Linked DNA regions of Mus musculus: regions 1, 2 and 3 are each linked to region 4. A link is a loop called in an ENCODE intact Hi-C map of the cell type or tissue named here. Cell type or tissue: left cerebral cortex. All regions are shown on one strand.

The links. A loop is a pair of places that touch in the nucleus more often than their neighbours do. Peaks named below come from ENCODE experiments on the same cell type or tissue, not always from the same donor. Only the 100,000 strongest peaks of a DNase experiment are listed, where the experiment ranks them.
Region 1: a loop joins it to region 4, with 7 times the contacts of the local background. A loop is called at or near these places in 18 of 42 quality-filtered maps.
Region 2: a loop joins it to region 4, with 4 times the contacts of the local background. A loop is called at or near these places in 24 of 42 quality-filtered maps.
Region 3: a loop joins it to region 4, with 4 times the contacts of the local background. A loop is called at or near these places in 2 of 42 quality-filtered maps.

The regions. Positions count from the first base shown.
Region 1 is chr19:10,098,109-10,103,108 of GRCm38, reverse strand. It overlaps Fads2 (fatty acid desaturase 2), which reads left to right and starts at 1,606. Exons shown (of 12, transcript NM_019699.2): 1 at 1,606-1,886. The coding sequence starts at 1,680. In left cerebral cortex, CTCF peaks have their summits at 1,503 and 2,202; DNase peaks (open chromatin) are centred at 619, 1,288, 1,486 and 2,262; H3K4me3 peaks cover 2,696 bases; H3K27ac peaks cover 2,601 bases.
Region 2 is chr19:9,913,391-9,918,390 of GRCm38, reverse strand. No RefSeq gene overlaps it. Among named protein-coding and RNA genes, the nearest start is that of Gm50340, 16 kb to the right of the region's middle. In left cerebral cortex, a CTCF peak has its summit at 2,266 (motif pointing left); a DNase peak (open chromatin) is centred at 2,259.
Region 3 is chr19:9,897,081-9,902,080 of GRCm38, reverse strand. It overlaps Incenp (inner centromere protein), which reads left to right and starts at 2,592. Exons shown (of 19, transcript NM_001369356.1): 1 at 2,592-2,742. Gm50340 (predicted gene, 50340) reads right to left here and starts at 2,403. Exons shown (of 3, transcript NR_168101.1): 1 at 2,061-2,403; 2 at 1,004-1,213. In left cerebral cortex, a CTCF peak has its summit at 2,646; DNase peaks (open chromatin) are centred at 2,470 and 3,038; H3K4me3 peaks cover 1,736 bases; H3K27ac peaks cover 633 bases.
Region 4 is chr19:10,180,239-10,185,238 of GRCm38, reverse strand. Fads1 (fatty acid desaturase 1) reads right to left here and starts at 2,351. Exons shown (of 12, transcript NM_146094.2): 1 at 1,975-2,351; 2 at 202-312. The coding sequence starts at 2,187. It also overlaps the pseudogene Gm50359. In left cerebral cortex, a CTCF peak has its summit at 2,481; DNase peaks (open chromatin) are centred at 1,765, 2,388, 2,925, 3,836 and 1 more place; H3K4me3 peaks cover 2,806 bases; H3K27ac peaks cover 2,983 bases.

The sequences.
Region 1 (5,000 bases), 82 kb after region 4:
AATATCCTGCCTCAGGTTTCTGATGGATGACAGTATGGACACGACCAGCACACCTACTTCACTCACTTCTATCTTTTGGGCAGGCCAAACGAACATCTGTTTGGATGTTTGTTTCCTCTCCTCTAAGCCGGAAAAGCTTCACTCAACACTCCTTGAGTCTGGAGTTTGTGGAATGAAGAAAGGCTGCTCCTGATGGATGCCAGGACAGAATGAGAGGAGTATACGATGGGAGGGACTATGGGAATGTATTACCCCCTGCACCAGGTACTTCCTTTGGACCAGTGTCATGTGGAGCTAGGGAGCCCAAAGTCTTGAAAGGGTCATGGAAGAGGCCAAACAGGGCCACTAGCTAAGCATGTATGTCTTGACCATTTTATCTCTCTTACCCTCAGACTCTTCATTTTGAAGTTAGCTATAACAATATCATAGGATTGTGGTGAGACTTTAGCGAATAGGGCCTTTCTTCCTACTATACTCCCTTGGTATCAGTGTCTCTCTTGCCTGCAAGTGGTGTACTACTGTCAAATCAATCGCGGGCTTTTATTGCTTTCATGTTTCCCAACCAGGCTTGTGAACTCTTTCTCAGTCGAAGACAAGAAAGGTGTCCAGTTTATCCTGGCACCCTCCCCAGAAGCCACTCCCGCGGCACTTAGCACGAGGAAGAAAGCAGAGATTCCACCGTTCTTTTCCAAGATGACCAAGTTGAAAGGATTCAGAGCCCTGGTTAAACAGAGACCCACTCCTGGCTCCTTTCTCTAGGAAGGTTTCAGGAAAGCAATAAACAATATGGATCTCTTAGACAATGTGAGATACAGGAGACTTGAGTCCCATCTAGCCAGGCAGAAATATCACCTAGTCATGACAGCCCAGGAGGGGGCCTTGTTTAGCCGGAGGCCGAGCGTTGTTCACCATAACCGCTGCGCCTCCTTTGTGCGAGCATCAGGTGCAAATCCCCGGCCGAGCGCGTTGGCGCTCTGAAGCGCGCAAAGAAAAGCCCAGCTGCCGCCCCCGCCCCCCCCCCCGCCCCCCGCTCTCCCCTCCCAGCTTCTCAGAGATCTACTCCCGCTTCCCCGGCTCCAGGCAGCGAAGGGAGGAGGAGGAGGTCAGACACGTCGCCGACCGCCCAGCAGGGCTTAACTCCATGCGGGCGGGCGCGAGGGAGGGGGAAGCCGCGGACCCGCCGCTCCAGCCCGCTGGCCTTCGAAAGATCCTCCTGGGCCAATGGCAGGCGGGGCGACGAGCCCTGATTGGTGCAGGCGCTCTGCTGATCACTGTGGAAACCCGGGTGGCGGGGAACTCGGGAGGATGCGGAGCCGGGAACGGGGGGAGCCAGAGGGGTGGGGGGAGGAGGCAGCGAGGCCCTGAGCTATCCTGGAGTTTTCACCGGAGGCAAAAGTCCACAGCAGGCGGGCCTAGGGTGGGCGGAGGAAGGGGACCGCTTGGGGGCACTGGGAAGCCAGGGGTACTCCTGAGGGAAGGCAGGGGTACTGGCTAGCTAGTGAAGGCGAGGAGGAGCGAAAGCGAGGGGAGGAGGCACGGTGGGAGGAGGAGTAGAAGACAAAAGCCGAAAGCGAGGAGGGCGCCGACCGCACACTGCGGCCAGGAGAGGGACCGTCGGTGTTGCGAGCCGCGGGCGCCCGGAGGCCGTAGCGCACGGGGCATCCGGGTAGACTGGCAGCATGGGGAAGGGAGGTAACCAGGGAGAGGGGAGCACCGAGCGCCAGGCTCCGATGCCCACCTTCCGTTGGGAGGAGATTCAGAAGCACAACCTGCGCACCGACCGGTGGCTCGTCATCGACCGCAAGGTCTACAACGTTACCAAATGGTCCCAGCGGCACCCGGGGGGCCACCGTGTCATCGGACACTATTCGGGAGAAGATGCTACGGTAAGAGTCTGGGGGTGCCAGCCACTCTTGTCTGCTGCAGGCTGGTGTCAGGAGCCCGGGGTCCCTGGGCGCCAAACAGATCCCCGGTTCTTAAAGGAGCGCAGGACGTTCAGCAGGGAAAGAAAGTGTACCAACTGCCCTCACCTCCCTCCTGGAATCGTTCTCCTCTGGGTCAACTGGGCAGACTTTGGCCGAGCCTTTTGGACGCCAGGCCTTAGCACCTCTGTGGAAGTCCCATCAGTGGTAAACTGTGCCCGGTGCATGTTCACAGCGCATACTGCGCGCTGTTCCAGCCGGAGCCTGGGACTCTCCAAAGGGGGCGCTCCAGCCTTCGTGTTCGGCGCTCCCCAAGTGGAAGATGGCCACCCTTGGGCGCCGGGGAGAGGAGCCTGAGAGCGGGCAGCCATATGTGGGACTCTCCTGCCAGACCAGGGGGCGGAGAAGGAAAGCTGGTTCCTGGCCAGGACTCGCTCCTGCTTGGACTCCTGTCTAAGAAGGTCCACAATGGCTGCCCGACAGAGACTTCCTAGTAGTTCAGATTCCCACGCTCCCGAGGATTATCCCGACTCACTCCAAGTGCCAGCCTTCTGGGAAATCCTGGTGGGGAATTGGTGGAAGGCGAACGGGCTGGATTTTGCAAAATTCAGGTCCGCAGGGGATCTAGAAGGTGAATCTAAGACTGGCTTGGCAACAGGTCCATCTGCCTCTGGGGTTACTATCGGACATTCAACTCAATGGCCCTCTGTTTTTAGATCCTGCCAGGATCACCCTTCCCCTCTTGCACTCATGGAGGTTGTTGAAGTCTCTGAGACCTCTGTGGAACGGAGGCTATCCTATATTGCACAGTACCCCATACCGTGCCTGGCCCCACCCCCAACCATAAAGTGATTGTGTAGTCAGGTGGGTAAGAGGAGAAACAAAGTCAAAGAGGAAAGCCAGACCTTTCTTGGCACCTTTCTTGGTGGGCTGAAAGCAGAGGAAAAGATGTAGCTGGAGAGAGCTTGGGAAAGACGAGTGGGAGGAGGCTGAGAAGAGGGATAAACTTATCAGACCGCACTCCACATCAAAGTCCAGGATGCTGACTTGAGTGTGGGCTTTTCTTGTGCAAGTTTGATAGTTTCAATTCTTACCTTCCATGTCTTTTCTTTTTGAGATCAGCCTAGGTAGCCATACCCTAATCAATGGACTGGAGGCTTTGGTGAACAGGATGCAATCTTACTCCAGATTGAGGAGAGAACTGGCCACATTCATACTGCCTAAAGACTATTTTCCTTGCTTGTGGAGCCTGCTTAATTATGCCCATGGGGCTGGCGATGCTAACCAGACCTTAGGAGAGTGTAAGCTTTTCACATTCCTTGAGTGTCCTAGCTCTCTTGGACCGCCTCACAACCAGAGAAGACCTTGGTTTCCCAGGGAGAAAACTTCCCAGCCCCTATCTGGGGGATCTTTCCACTGTTTCGGGTGCTGGTGTGTGCATGAATCTGTAGGTGAATTGCAGACGACTCCTCCCCTTTCCAGGCTCTTACCAAAAAGTTTCCTAAAAAGTAAAACAACAAATGTGATTGGTTTGATCCGATTATTCCATATTGTGTGATAAGTGGGTTTTCTTGTGTGGAAGCTCAGCCCAACAACAGCCTTGAACTTTATAGTTTATTTAAGAAGCCAGACGTATTTCATCCTTGTTTTGGAAATTCTTAGGGTTTCCCTGACTCAGTTTTCTCCAAATGTCTATGTTCAGATCTAACCCAGCAGATACCTGGATGGCTTGCTCTTATGTTCTGAAAGCCTTATGTCCTCTTCCACATTTCCTGTGTCATTTTCATTGGTTCTGAGTCTGGTGTCTGGGATGTTAATTGTCCCATGATAAGAAAGGTAAGGTGGGAGTCAGGGTAGGCCGCAGATGTGATCCCTGGGCTTGTTGCAGAGAATCACTTAGTGGACACACACACACACACACACACACACACACACACACACACACACACCGCCACCCCCAATCCCTCATCTATTCCAATAAGATGAGTGTGGCAAAGCTTGCTGTAAACAGTGAGCCCCAGACAGACATGAGAGGAACAAAACAGCTAGCATGTAAAGTACTCGCAGAGAAACGGAGCAAGCTCATTTGATGACACGACATGAAAGCTTACTGTCTTCCCAAATAAGACACAAAACACACTTGATGGAGACAGAGTTGGAGATCAGTGTAGAAAGAGCCGTGAGGTTTTCTTTGGCATCCCCCTGTTTCTTCTTAAACTGAGATCAGATTGGCAGAAGGCCTTGGACAACTAGGAGATCTTCAAAGGGAGCTCCACGAGATGTGGGGACCCCTCCCCAGGCTGTTTCTCAGGGAACTTTGCCGCTTAGGGGTCTTGCCTTCTTGAGAAGGGTGATGAGAATGGACTGTCAGGTTTGGGGACGGACTGTTCAGCAGATAGAGGCTGGATCCCTAGAGCCCTTTCATTTGTTACCACTCAAAGGATATCTGTGATATGCTGACAAGAGGCTGGAAGGTGAGGCCAGAAGCCAAGGAGGCCCATTTTGAGGTCAATCTAGGATATCAGTCAAGAATTTTCTGTTCCTGAAGGAAGAAAAAAAAAAAAAACCTCAGAAGTGCTCACTTCTTCTCTAGAAGGATGGAGCTGTTGTTACTTGATCCTTCTGTAGTCAGACCCTGGCCTCACTTGTACTAAAAGCCACCTAAGTGGCATGTGCTCAGAGTCCCAGATACGCAGAAGACTGGAGCAAGAGGATTATTTGAATCCTAAGTTTTGAGGCCAGCCTGGTACCCTAGTGAGATTCCATTGCTGAAAATAAACAGTGTGAGTTTTGCAGTTCACAAACCCATGAGATTGGTATATACTATCTCATTTAATTCCCAGGTTAGCCTTGCCGCTGTCCTGTCCTGAGGCTCAGAAATCCTGGTCAGGTGGTGTTCAGTCATAGTCGGGATCTGCTGGCAGCACTCGCTGCAGCCTTACCTTCCTCTCTCCATCTCCCTCTTCTTATTTTTCTATATCTTTAGTCATTTCCTGCTGGTCCCCCCAGAGCTTTTTCTGTCTTAGATTTGCTGTAGGCACAAAGAACTGTCACCCATGCCCCAAGCCAGTGTTTGCA
Region 2 (5,000 bases), 270 kb after region 4:
TTCCTAACGACCCAGGGCATCTTACCAGTCTCAAGAAAAAAGTAACTTATTCCTTGACAAGTTCATACAAGCATATGATATACTCTAGCCACACCTGCCCTTCACCACCACCTTTTATCCCCCTGCTCCCGTCAAAAGCCACCAACCTTTAAGGAGAGATTTTAAAGTAATCCCTCCCTCCCTCCCTCCCTTCCTCCCTCCCTCCCTCCCTCCCTCCCTCCCTCCCTCCCTCCCTCCCTCCCTCCCTCCCTCCCTCCTTTCCTTCCCCCCCACTCGCTGCAGCTCCTGCAGCCTGGTGTGTGTTTTGAGTGTCCTTATGTAGCTCTAGATGGCTTGGAACTCTTGTTGCAGCCTGTGAGAAGACAACAAGAAATAACAGCTAGCCACATGCTGGAAGTGGTAATAGATGGGAACAGAATGAGGAAGTAGTCCGTCTGCGACACGAGGCTAAGGAGTGGGTTAAGATATGCCTCAAACTGGAAAGATATTTCAGTTTCTGATTTAGGGAACAGGATTTATTGTTTATCTGTTTAATATTAGTGGAACTGGGGATTAGATTCACATGTTAGACAAGCACTCTACCACTGAGATACAGCCTTGGGCATAGTGTAACAGGTTATTAAAATATTTTATTTGAAGCCAGGCAGCCAGGCACACTTTTAATCCCAGCACTCAGGAGAGAGAGGCAGGCAGATCTCTGAGCTGGGCTTGAGTGTTTGAGCAGGCATGTTTTCGAGCCTCCTCTTTGCTTATGCTCCCTGGGAAGAGGACAGGTTTTTTTTTTTGTTTGTTTGCTTGTTTTGTTTTTCATCTCCCTGCCCCTGTAATGTGCCCCTCAGAGAGGCATGACTCACTAAAGGCTCTGCACAAGGACATGACCCATGTTTTCAAGGTCCTGGGCTTGGTCTAACAGGTGCATAAGTTAACTCAAGAATATAGTTTATTTTTTAAAAAATTGTTTATTTACCTGTGTCTTAGGGTTTTATTGCTGTGAACAGATACCATGACCAAGGCAACTGTTTTAAGGACAACATTTAATGGGGGCTGGCTTACAGGTTCAGAGGTTGTTCATCATCATCAAGGCAGCGGCATGTAAGTGTCCAGTCAGGAGTGGAGGAGAAACAGAGTTCTGCATCTTCATCTGAAGGCTGCTAGGAGAAGAATGGCTTCTAGGCCGTTAGGACAAGGGTCCCAAAGCCCACACCTGCAGTGACACACTTTTTCCAACAAGGCCACACCTACTTCAACAAGGCCACCCCTCCAAATAGTGCCACTACCTGGGCCAAGCATATACAAACCATGATAACATGTATAGGTGTTTCTATGCTAGGATGTCTCCGCACATGCCTGGCACCTGCAGAAGCCAGAAGAGGGCGTCAGATTCCCTGGAACTGGATGGAATTACAGACCAGTGAGTGGTTGGCCATATGAGTGCTGGGAACTGAACCAGGGTCCTCTGGAAGATAATGTAGTGCTCTTAAATGCTGAGCCATTTGTTTATCGCCGCCCCTGTCAAAGGTTGCTTATGGACTTGTATTGCTCATACAAGAAAACACTTTTTTTTTTTTGGTGGGGGTGAGGATGGTGAGATGGGCGGCGGTAAGCCTGTGACAGGTTTTGGGAATTTCTAAGTAGGATGTAGGAACAGCAGGTATTCTAAGGGAATGTATATTTTCCTGAAAAGGCCACAGTTGACTGGAAGTTGTTAAAAACCTGAGGTTGTTGTCCCTGGGTGGGCTTGAACCATCAACCTTGCCGAATGCCTTAATTGAGCCACAGAGACAGTAAGGGAACTGTGTGTGTGTGTGTGTGTGTGTGTGTGTGTGTGTGCACGTGTGCCTATATTTAGGTGTACCCAAGGCCAAGCAAATAGAGCCTCACTATGGAAGACTTCTGGAGTAAGATCTTGTGTCTGATAGCAAGTTAAGCCTTTACCCCCAACAATAGTTTGATTTTCAACCAGGGGTATGCTAACCTAGCATGTGGGAAACACAGAGGAAACACAGAATTCAAAACACTGCAAACAAGAAAAAAAAAACTAACAAAACTCCCAAACAAACAAACAAACAAACAAACAAAAAACAACAACCCCCAAATACTGCAAACAAGACAAAAAACAAAACAACCCCCCCCCCCCCCCCCCAGCAAACCAAACCAAACCAAACCAAACCAAACCAAAAACAACCAACCAACCCAAAGACAAAGCTTTCCTAGAACCACAGTGGCTGGCCGGCCTTGTCCTCTGGCTCCCTCAAGTGGGCATTCAAGCAATTGCATTTACTGTCTATGAAGGACTAAGGATATTCAGTAATGACTTCTGAAAGTACTACTTCACAAAAGAAAGTGTGGCAGACTAAAGAGAAAGGGACAAGGCATCAGGAATTCCAGTACATGAACAATAGCTGAGATATCTATCCCACTTGTGAACACACATAAAGGCCAGCAATATTGTAATTAATTTATTTTTCCTTCTTTGAGACAGGGCTTATGCTGCTCAGGTTAGCCTCTAACTCACTCTGTAGCTGAGGGCGATCCAGAACTTCTAGTCTTCTTGCCTTCACCTTCAGAGTGCTGGTATTACAAGCATTTGCCATCATGTCCATTTTTATTCATATTATTGAAGTGTCTTAAATATCATTTTTAGATCTTAAAACTAATCAAAACTATCTCCACAATATTATTCCTCCAAAACACAAACTATTTCTCTTTTGCCTTGGAGGTAAAAATAAAAATCAGGATGCTCTTTTTTTTTTTTAAAAAGATATATGTAATAATACTGCTGCAATTGATATATGTACCCACTAACATATAGAGTATTATGTGTTTTGATTAAAACTGGTATTATGTAGTATCATTGTAAAGATCTCGCTCATGTGTATGTTTGTGTGTGTACGCTTGTGACTGAACCTAGGACTTCACTGTACCAAAGAGCGACACAACTCCAGCAGCTATGAGCATAAGCAGCAAGATGATATGATAGGTCCCGTGGCACATGGTGTCATCCCAGCACTTGGGAGGTGGACGCAGGATCAGGAGTTCAAAGTCGCCCTTGACTTGACTGCAAAGCAAGTTTGAGGCCCACCTATTAATTCAGCTCTTGAGAGGCAGTGGTTGATGGAGGCTCCCGGGAGCCGTGGGCTACGGTGGGTGAATGCACTCACAGTGTATGTCTAAGAGAGAGACGCTGCCTCAACATGTATGGTGGAGAGTGGTTGAGGAAGACATCCATGTCAACCTCTGGCTTCCACATGCACACACACAAGTACATGCATTTCTGAACATCGGCTTAGGTCTTGGTGTGTCTGAACACACACACACACACACACACACACACACACACACACACACACACACACACACAGAGGCAATCACAACATAAGAGAGGAATGAATAAAGTGCTCCCTGAAGACTGAGGTTGGGGTATTACGTGAAAATTCTAGTGTAGAGGTAGGCCACCTAAAGTGTTGGTCATAGAGACTCCTGAGGTCCTCCCCACAATATAGGAAATAGCTGCTGCTGTTGGTTGCTCATGAAACTAGATGGTAAGACCCTATGGCTAAAGACACCATATCCACTGGAGGACATAGAGAAATCAAGCTGGACTTGAACTAGAATACTGAGCAGCCAGGCAAGGTGAGTCTGTTGTGGAAGTAACCAACTACTTTCCAATTTGATCGGAAGCCTGCTCCACTGGAAAGTATTCACACATGGCTCTGTAGACCCAGTTAGAAAGTATGTGTCTGAGGCGGCCAAAGGCCCTAGTGGGGACACTACTTTGTGACTTTGCTAAGCAACCTCCTAAACTACTGTTTATGCCCATGGACTGCTACTGCTATCAGTTTCAGTCAGAGAACTTCCTTTTTGTAGTGGTCACTGGTGATGGCAGAGACTCATGATGGTCAGAGTACTAAAAACAAATGACCGTTGAACATGTGGTCACAAATGGGACACACTCATCATGCCCACCAAGGTCCAAGAGACACTTTGGGAGAAGAAGAGAAGGAGGAGGAGGAAGAGGAGGGGGAAGAAGAGGAAGAAGAAGAGGAGGGGAAGAGGAGGAGAAGGAGGAGAAAGGGGAGGAGGAGAAGAAGAAGGGGGAAGTTTGAGAAAGGAATGGAGAAGATGTGTGAGCTGCTGACTTCCAAGATTTCTCAAGGGTTTCTAGCCCAGCCCCGAGGTTGTGTGGGTCTGTCCATGGGTCAAACCAAGGGACACCTGCTGGACACTGTGATGTGCATTATCAGCTGCTCTACTAAGCAAGTGACATTGCTCTCTGCAGTGACAACTCTTTTGGGAGAAGAATTCTAGTCCCCGTCCTGTCTTTGGAAACATGCTTCATGTCGAGTGGTAAGAACACTGGTTCTCAGAGAATCTGGGTGAGGGAAGTCACACAGCACTGCTTTCTGTTCTCCACTGACATTCAGCTGTCTACCCTCAAATGTGACTTCCGTCTTGTACATTGCATCAGATAGCATTGCCAGATCAGGGCACTGTGACATTCTTGGTTCTATGCCCTACCGGGTTCTATAATTGACATTTATTTTTATTTTGCTTCATTTTCCTTTATTTTTGACACAGGGCCTCATATATACTAAACCGGCCTTGGATTTGCTATGGAGTTGAGTATGACTTTGAGCTTTTGATCCTCCTGCCTCTGTTTTCAGAGTGTTGGGATTACGCCATGTTCAGCTCTATAACTATTTTTGAGTCCTGGAGTTAGTAGTCTTATTGGTCTGGACTCAGAAAACACATAGAAACATCAGAATCCAGTTAGGGAGAAGTGCCAGTGCTCTACAGAATGGCAGGTGACTAAAGTTAATAGCAAGTCACTGCAGATGCTCAGAATATCTACAAGAGGGTGTCTGAATATTCCCAACACACACACACACACACACACACACACACACACACACACACTCAGACACATGCATACAAACACACACTTACATACCCACACATGCACTTACACAGACATATGAATACTCACATACACTCAAACT
Region 3 (5,000 bases), 280 kb after region 4:
GGACCATTTGAGAAGTAGTATGGAAACCTTATACAGTAAAAACTTCCTAAAATACGTACATATATGGAGGCAATCTAAATGAAACTGTCAAATAGCGGGGAAGACAGAACCCTAACTGGCTATTTCTTGTCACCAAATGAAGCTTCCAGTACTGGAATTGGGTTACATCTAATTGGATTGTTGGTCAAAGGGACCTCAAAGGAATTCCTAGACAACTTGGGTCGTTGCCAAGACTACAGGTTGCTCTCCATTAACCAATGGCAAGGCCCCATTGCTGATAACACTTACAAGCCTCGTTGAACATGAAGAAGTTGAGCTGATGCCTAAATAGAGCCTTCACTAGTATATTCTAGCATCTTTGGTTCAGGAACGTACTTTGTATGCTACCAAAAGAAACATAAACACAAATCCAGCCATAAACTGATGGACCAGCCTGACTTCGTTTTAAGATTAGAAGCCACTTAACTGGTGTTGAATGCCTTTAATCCCAGCACTTGGGAGGCAAAGGCAGGTAGATCTCTGAGTTCAAGGCCAGCCTGGTCTACAGAGTAACTTCTAGGACAGCCAAGGATTCACAGAGAAACTGTGTCAGAGACTGCCCTCTCCTGCCCCCAAACTAAGTTCATTCCTGATTTCTGTAAAAATTGGGCTTGACTATGTCTTGACCCATTTTTTGGAATTTGACATATTCCACACCCTATATACCCTGACCTCCACTCCATGATAAGATCCTCTGAAAATCCCCCAACCCTTGAAACCTTCCTAGTCTTGCAGCTATATAAATCCCACCTTCTCTTGTATTTGATGCTGTTCTTTCAAACCCTACTTTAGGGAGACAGTCCTGTATGATAGAAAATAAAGCTTGCTTAATTCAATTACAGAATTTGGGTAATGGTCTTTACTCTCTTTTGGTGGTGTCTTAGTTAGGGTTTTATTGCTGTGAACAGACACCATGAGCAAGGCAAGTCTTATAAAAAGCAACATTTAATTGGGGCTGGCTTACAGGTTCAGTGGTTCAGTCCATTATCATCAAGGTGAGAGCACAGCAGCATCCAGGCAGGCATGGCACAGGCAGAGCTGAGCCTTCTATGTCTTCATCCAAAGGCTGCTAGTGGAAGATTGACTTCCAGGCACCAAGGGTGAGAGTGTTAAGTCCACACCCACAGTGACACACCTACTCCAACTAGGTCACACCTCCAAATGGCGCCACTCCCTAGACCAAGAATATACAAACCATTACAGGTGGGATCAACAAAACCCTACAATGGTGTCTGCCTGCAAGGTATGTTGGGGCAATAGTGGCACAAACCTGTGGCAGTAACCAACCAATATCTGATTTGACCTAAGGCCCACTCCACAAGATCGAATCCTGCTTGGGTGAACAACAATCTGAGACAAGATAGCTCAGGGACCTAGGGTTAAACTAAATACTACTGTTCTACTAAAGGAACATAGCAATAAAATGACTCCTAGTGATTGACATTCTGCTACACTCAGATCATTGCCTTGCTCAGCCATCATCAGAGAAGCTTCCTCCTGAAGCAGATAGGAACAAATACAGAGACTCACAGCCAGACAGAGTTTGCACAGCTCTGCATCAGGTTCTTGCATATATGTTATGGCTTCCAGTGCTTTTATGGAATTCCCGAGTGTTCGAACAAGTGGGTCTCTGGTCTTTGTGCCTTCTCTTGGGGCTTTTTTTCTTTGTTTCATCCAATTCAGATATGATAGGTTTTGTATTATCTTATGTTTTACATCTTAGTTTATTATTATCCCTTAGAAGTCTGTTTTGAAAGGGAGTGGATACAGATGGAAGGGGAGGTTAGAACTGGGAGGAGCAGAGGGAGGGGAACTGTATCAGGATATAGTATGTGAGTAAAGAAATCTATTTTCAATAAAAGGAAAAACAATTTAAAAATAAATAAAACCCCTCTGTTTAATCTGTCCAGGGACATTTGTAGTTTCGCCCACCTCTTGGCTACTGAGAATGATTCTATAAAGAAGGTGGAGGTGTTTTATTTTACAGGTGGTGGTGACACACCTTCAACTCAAGACTTTACCTTTATATGTGGCCAGAAAAATTCTCCGTTGTATGTGGCGTCCAATCTGGAGGGTACTTAGCAAACACTTCCGGGTGACAATCGGAGGTCTAAGGAAACATTCTGTAACTATATGCCTGACTGCTCTTGGAGGGAAGGCTCTGTGAGATTTGCAATGTGTTTCTTTTTACTACTGCAAAGTAGCAGAGCTGTCATTCCGAACGCAGAAGCATTCCGGACTTGAAACGAACCAAGCGGCTGGCTCGAAGATAAATAGGCATCCTCCCCAACCAAGCCTGCCTTCGCAGTGCACGCAGGGACTTGTAATTCGTCGCAACCACTTCCTCGCCGGGTAGATTGCCGCAGCTTCCGGAAGTTGGGGCGTGTTAAAAGCGTCAACGTTCTTCTCCCCGCCTCCTAGTCCCACAGATTGACAGCACTAACAGCCAGCAGATAAGCGGACTCGTGCGTCCTGTTACGTGATTGGTTTGGAGTTTTGTAACCGCCCAGACAAACTTAAGGGGAATTGGTTGAGCCACAATTTTGAAAATCGTAGATTCGCCCGCGCTCTTCGCCCGGTAGGTCCTCGCCTGCGGCGAGCTCGCGGTACTGGGAGTCCAGCCGGTCCGGCGTGGCGGGAAGCTTAATCTGCGGAAGCCGCGGACTGGAAAAGGAGTGGTCCGGGAAGACGCGGCGCCGCCGGGTGAGTGAGAACGGGCGTCGGGAGTCGCAGGGTCGCGGTGTTCGGCCACTGGTCCCGGCCTCTTCGCTTCCCAGGATGGGCCAGGGGAGTCACTTTCGCCTATGGGTTGCTTATGGGTGTGGGGATCACTTCCAATGGTTCTAGGCTTGGAGATGAACTTCGAGGCCCTGCACTTGAGTCCTGGGATCCGAGAATGGTCAGTCCTCTTCCCCGCACGCCGGGCCTAACACCTGTGCAGAGCCTGGGCTGCTCTGTAAACCCGGACTTGAGTCTTTTTATGGCAACGGCTGCTCAGCTTCGTCCCAGCTGAGCAGCATTTAAAAACTGACCCAGCTCCGGAGACCGCCCTGCTACTTATTTTGTCATCCCCGCAAGCGTAGGCTCTTGTCAGCGGCGCAGTTCCCTCCAGCTTCCTGCTGCCAAGCGTTGGGATTGTGTCATTCTGAGCTTGAAACTATTGTCCTGGAGGCCTGTGGCTAGTGGTTAAAAAACATTTTAAATCCAGGCTCCGCCCTCCGATTTTCTTGGTGACTTTGACCTAGATTTGTATGTGCATGGGTATCTTGGAGTATGTGGCAAAAAGGAATTGAGAGGTTTCTTGGCATGGAGTAGGACTCTTGAGTGGAAGAGCAGTTTTAGCGATCGATCTTCCTGCTTGGAGGGGTGTGTGTGGGGAGAAATGCTTAGTTCATTTCCTGCACCCCCAGAGGAGATGGCAATTGCTAATCTGCTGAATGGCACAGAAATAGTATTTGTGGAGAGGAAGTGACCTTCCTTCTCCCATGGTAGGGTTTGTTTATTTCGTGGACTGAAGGTGAAGTTACCCAGGAGTCTGATTCTTGTTACACCTCCTCCTTTCCTCAGAGTCACCTTTTCTAACTTTTCAGCGAGGGCTTGCTAGAAAGCACATTTCCCCATGGAAGAAGAAGTGTGGTATTGGACTTGGTGAAAGAAGCGCTCACTCCGATTGTAGCATGAGCAGACATTTTGTAAAATTTCCCATTTGTTACTTTCTTATAGCTCCTCTGCAAGTCTTTGGAGTCCTTGTGCAGTTTTCTCTTCTCTTTGCTGGCCTTGAACTGATGAGGCCTTGGACTTGGCTAGGGCTGTTTTCTGGTGCAGGGGGATAGGGAGACTCAGTGGAGAGGCCATGCTGATGAGTAGCTGGCTGCACAGTTAATGCTTTTTCCTAAAGGCTCAGTGCCCCTATCCATTCGGTTTTGCCCCAGTTAGTGCTGCCTTTGGCCGTTAGGTCAGGGTGTGTTTTGGCCTGTTCTAACATGTGCCTACTGAGTTGCTCACTGAGTGTCCCAGTGTGTGATGGTGAGACAACCTTTAGGATTAGTTGATGGATGAATGAATTCATTCCACAAGTGCCAGACTCTTTTGTTGCTGAGGAAGGCACAAGGCTTACCCTCAGAGAGCAGGTTAGTGGGTAGAGGCCAGCAGTAGGCAAACATAAACAATCACTCATTTGCTGTGCACATAGCTGGAATCTGTGTGTGAGATCTTGGCTTGGATTGGAGGTCTGATCCTCCTTAAGGAGCTGAAAGCTAAGTGAAGAAGCTGTACAAAACAGGAGACAGAGTTCCTAGAGGCCAGAACTTGTTTGAAGGGCAAAAGGGTAGTGTGCCTCATACATCAGGCTGAAGAACTTCAAGGAAGAACCTAGAGGCCACAGTATATGATGGCATTATGTTCCAAGAGGATCAGTAATATAGCCCTTTCTTCCCTGACCTTTTTCTGTAGCTGAGAGGCTGAAGTGTGTATGCATGCTTCTTGCTTTTGAAAGTGTAAGTCATGGTGGGAACTTCCTGTCCTTATATAAGGTGGGATCCGATATATTAGTGCTCATAGCTGCCACCCACTCTTGATCTTTCATGTGTTTACCACTTGGGGTACTGCTTATCGGGGGCCCTGATATGACAGTATCAGAATCCTCCCACTTAGTGTAGGACCTTTGTTAGGATTATATAGTCAGGTCGTACGGCAGATATCCAAGCTCCCAGCTTTTTAAGGCAGTGGGTAAACTGGCACTGCATTGTCTTTTGCCTGGTATTGACAGCCAGGTCTTCCTGAAAGCAGCACATTGCATGCGCACTCACTTCGCTCTCCCTCATCCATTCATAGGACATTTTGGCTTTAGGGAGGGTTTCAGAGGTCTCTTTGGAGAACATGGTTCTGGACCCCTCATTTCTTATGCATTCCTGTGGAATGTATAGCACATTTCCATCTACTGACTCCCCCCCCCCCGCCCC
Region 4 (5,000 bases):
GAGCACTGATGATGAGAGCACTACTGGTGGGAGGACTGGTGATGGGAGCATCGGTGGTAGTAGCACTGGAACAAGCTCCAGTGGGCTTATTACCCCATGACTACTCAAGACTCCCAAGAACCGTCACCTGTGATCCTATGCAGGCATTTGCCCCCTCTCCCTCCACAACTAAGTCTCCAAACAGCAAACATGGCCTCTCACATTCTTGGTGGGTTCAAAGCTGGGTTGCTCCGGAGCCAGCTCTCCAATCAGAAGAGAGTTCATATACTTTCTCACAAGACCCTTGTTGATGTGGAATGCCACAAAAGGATCCTAAAAATACAGAGAGAAGACAGTGAGGACCCCTGTCTCCCAGGCTCCCAAGGGCCTCACATCAAAGACCATCCTCCAGGTCAACAAGGTTTGCATCAATGCTGATGCAAGGCCTCCTCCCTCCTCCCTACTGTTCTTCCAGATGTCAGTCCCAGATCACCTGGCATTTGGGTTTCCACTGAAAGGGCACTACACCAAAGACTGGAAAGACTCCGCTGAATGCCACAAACACGGACCTGACGAAGCTAGCCTTCATGTCTACAGACACTTGGTGTAGGAATTTAGCACAGGAGAGAAGCAGCTTGCGGGAATAGGTGGGGCTATGAGGTTTTTGTTCCTACAGTACTTTCAACATGTCCCTTTCTTTCTTAGCCAGCTTCTGTTGTGAGGAAGACTCCCTACCTATGCCAGCGCTGGGGAACTCTTCACATTTCTTCCTCCTTTGGGCAGGGTTCCCTATTTCCCTCAACATTCTGACCATTCCCGCTCCGGAATAGTTAATATGGGTTATACAAGGTGGGTGGGAGGGCCTTAGGGAAAAAAAGCTGTAAGCGGAGGTGGAGTCCGTGGTCAGTGGCACCACACATCCAGACCAATCGCTGTCCTTGCCATGAAATCCTAGGCCCCCAAGCCACACAGAATGGGAAGCCTAGACGGAGCGGGTCTGCTCCATCCTTTCATGAACCGGTATAGGAATGCACTGCTGTTTGGATTCTGGGTGGTTACTTCTAGAAACCGGCTCCTTCTAGCCTGGTCGCTAAGGCCCTCCACCTCTAACTTCATGGGCAACTTAATAGGAACCCTGAGGACCCCGGGAGCACGTTAGACTGGCAGACAAGGAGTAAGAGGTCGGAGGGATGGCATTAGGTAGTTAAAAGGGAGATGGACCCAAATGTAGAGACCCAACAGATGACAATCCTGTCAAAGAATGCTCTGTCCTAAGTCATTCCTAGTCCGGCCCTCGCCTCTGAGGGAGGATATGGTCTAAAAAGAGAAAACAGGGCCACTAGACAGAAGCTGGGGTTCGTACTGACTCTTCCTTCAGTAAGCTACAACGGAAAAGGGACGCGACCCCGCGAAGTGTCTAATCGCGCGGGAGCCCTATTCCCTCAATAGTCGACCTCCCTGGCCCAAGTGACCTCGCACTAAGAATCCGAGTACAGTTTTACGACTCCAACTGCAAGCTGTCTTGGACCGGCTCAGGTTCATTACCCTACCCTCCGGGCTTCACAATGTACAGGTGATGCCCAAGCACCGGGTCCTCAGTGTCATCCCTAGCGCAAGCAGTCCTTTCCCACTTCCTTTCCGCTCCGAATCCCAACTTAGGGCCAGTTCTCTAGGTCAGACAAGGCTGTGTTCACCCTCCTAGCCTGGCAGACAGGACGCGACTCCCACTCTCTGCTCAGACTCCTCCTCCCACCACCGGAGGTTGCAAGTACCGTTGAACGGGTGCCTGGAAAGCTCATTCCCTCCTATCCAACCCATGCTTGAGACTCCAGAGGCAAAGCACGGATGTGCAACCAGCCCTTTGTTTGAGTGTGCGTGTCTCCGGCCACCGTCTACCGCTCCGGTCTCTCAGGCGCTTGCATCCCGGGTTCAAAGGCCTCTCTCCCCGCCAATGTCCCTCCCCGAGGTGCAGATGCGCCTATTGTCCGCTCTCACCGTGGCATCCTGACCCGCGTAGTGGCTGATGACCCGGGAGCCCCCCGGGTGGCGGCGGCTGAAGTCGCTGATGTTGTACACCTTCCGGTCGATCACGAGCCATCGCTCCTTCTCCCGCCCGGAGCGCTGCGCCACCTCCTCCCAAGTAAAGTAGCGCGTTTGGCGGAGCTGGGCGGAGGCCGGGCCAGGGGTCGGCACCGGGTCGGGAGCCATAGCAAGCTTGGCGGGGGAAGCTGGAGTCTGAGAGGTGCGCGCTCCGGGCCGCGGGGCAGCGCACGCCAGGCTCGCGAACTAGGGGAGCGTCGGGCTGCCTCGAGCGCGCGCCCGGAGACCGCCGTTCGCGCGCAGGGTTTTCAGCACCCTTGGCGCGGACCGCCGAGCCCCGCGGCGCGAGCTCCCATTGGCTGAGCCGAGTGGCGTGGGGCGCGAGCTCCGCCTCTCTCGGGTAGCAAAGACAGACTCCCCACTCCCCGGAGAGACTCAGGCTACTTCCAGCGGCAGAGACGCGCCCCCTCGCGGGGCCTGAAAGTGGTCTCCAGGCTATTCCACTTCGGAATTTATTTATTTATTTTTTTATTGAGCATGGTAGGGATTGATAGGATAACGGTTCCTTTGAGTGCGTCACAGCTTGATGTAGCTAAGGCGGAGGTCCCAAGGGCGCATAGAAGCTTGGTGTGAACATATAGAAAAGAAAACAGTTCTCATGTTGCTCAGGCCGGCCCCAGACTCACTGTGTAGCTGAGAATGACCTTGAACCTCTGACTCTCCTGAGTTCTGGGTTTACAGGCACTGCTTTCCACGTTCTGTTTCATACAGCAGATTGTGCTAAGGCAAACGTTCTGTCAATTTCCTGCCCCTAGGAAACACGTGACAAATTAAACACAGTGGCTTTAGCAAACAAAACAGCATCCTGACCCAGTAGCCGTTCAGAGATCCCCCTTCCTAGCAAGGTGGGCAGTTAGCATGTGTGGAAAGAAAGAGGACTAACATAAAGAAAGAGACTGATTGGCTACAGTTCCAGGCTTTTGCTCACGTGATAGCCCAACGCTAACAGAAGTCTTGTCTGCTATGATTGGCCGTCACTTTTGACTTACAAGAATATAGTACTTAGGAACACACACACACAATTAACACATGCACGCATGCACACACACACATGCACTAACTAAAATGTGATGATGATGATGATGGTGGTGGTGATGATGATGATGATAACAATACTAATGATAGCTCTATGGTTCAGGAGGAACAGTTGCCTGATGCAAAACCCAGTGACCTGAAATGGATCCCTGGGACCCACAAGATGGAAGGAGAGTACTGACTTCCACAAGTTTTTCTTCTAGCCTACATTGCCTGCAATTCATGGCAGCACACACACACACACACACACGTAAATAAATAAATAAATGCAATTTTAAAAACGATTTTAAAACAAAAATAAAACGAAGAAAGGCCAGCCTTGCCTTCTTTGTATGTAGTTTAACATTTGCAATTAGCTTTAGCATTTTCTATTTCTAGTGATCTTAGTTTCGTATTGTGTTTTGTTGTTATTTTTGTCCCTGGAAGCAGTAGCCCTGGCTGATCTGGAACTCACTGTGATGAACAGATTAGCTTCGAAGTTGCAATGATCGCCCTGCTTTGGCCTCCCAAGTGCTGTAATCATAGGCAAGCACCACTGTGTTTCACTATATTAATTAGAATTATACAGGTTTAGTGGCCTTAATTGTCAGGAGACAGTAGGACGCAATCAATCGTGAAGTTTGTGTGACAGCCTCAGCAGTGGTTACACCAGCAGTGTGTAGACTGGTGAATCTAGCAATCTCTATTTCTGGAAGCATGAGCTTCTTTAGAGCGCCGTTTGCCAACTGTGGCACAGAGCCTGTTCTCTAACAATTCTGTGTATTGTGGGTCTTTCTGCAATAGGGAACTTTACTGGGAACAAAACATCTCTATTCTCCTTGGAGTTTCGCTCTTGCTCTGGCTAAGTGTGAGAACTAAACTGTCTGCACGGACATTCCTCAGCCTCAGTTTCCCGTTCTTGATAATGGTGCTAAACCATTCTGGCATAAGAAGTATTAATTTTATATGAAAAATTTATCTTATATCTTACTACTTAAAATCTTTTAATTTTATTTATTTATTTATTTATTTATTTATTTATTTAGAGTATTTACCTGTGTGTGTCAGTGGAAAAAAACCATACATGCCACAGCCTATATGTAGATATCAGAAGACAAACCTGCGGGAGTCTATTCTCTCCTTCTATCATGTGGGTGTTGGGGACTAAACTCAGGTCATCAGGCTTCTAGGAAGTACCTTTACCTGCTAAGCGGCCTTGCTGTCCCTTTATCACATGTTTTGAACAATTAATGCTTAGATTGCTGTATTAGCTGCTTTTTCCCAGCTGTGCCAAAATACTGACAAGGTGCAGCTTAAGAAGGAGGGTTTAATACGGCTCCTAGTGCGAGGGTAGGCATGGGCATAGCATAGGCAGAAGCCATGGCACCAGCTGTGGCATTCCGAGCTTGCTCACATTCAGGCAAGCCAGGAGACAGATAAGAGGACTGCTCACATTCCGATGCCTTTCTCCTTTACCCACTTGAGTTCAGGATCCCATAGAATTGTGCCACTTACTTTCAGAGCAGTCCTTCCCTCTTCTGGCAGTCCTCTCTGGGAAACCCTTCACGGACACCCCCAGAGGTGTGTCCCCTGGGCGAGGGTGATCCATCAAGTCAATACTGATGAAGAGTCACCATCGTCATGGCTTACAAAGATGGTATGTTAAAATGCTAGCCATCATCATGGATTTTTTTTTTTTTTAAAGATTTATTTATTTATTTATTTATTATATGTAAGTACACTGTAGCTGTCCTCAGACACTCCAGAAGAGGGAGTCAGATCTTGTTACGGATGGTTGTGAGCCACCATGTGGTTGCTGGGATTTGAACTTCCGACCTTTGGAAGAGCAGTCGGGTGCTCTTACCCACTGAGCCATCTCACCAGCCCCCGGATTTTTTTTTTTTTTG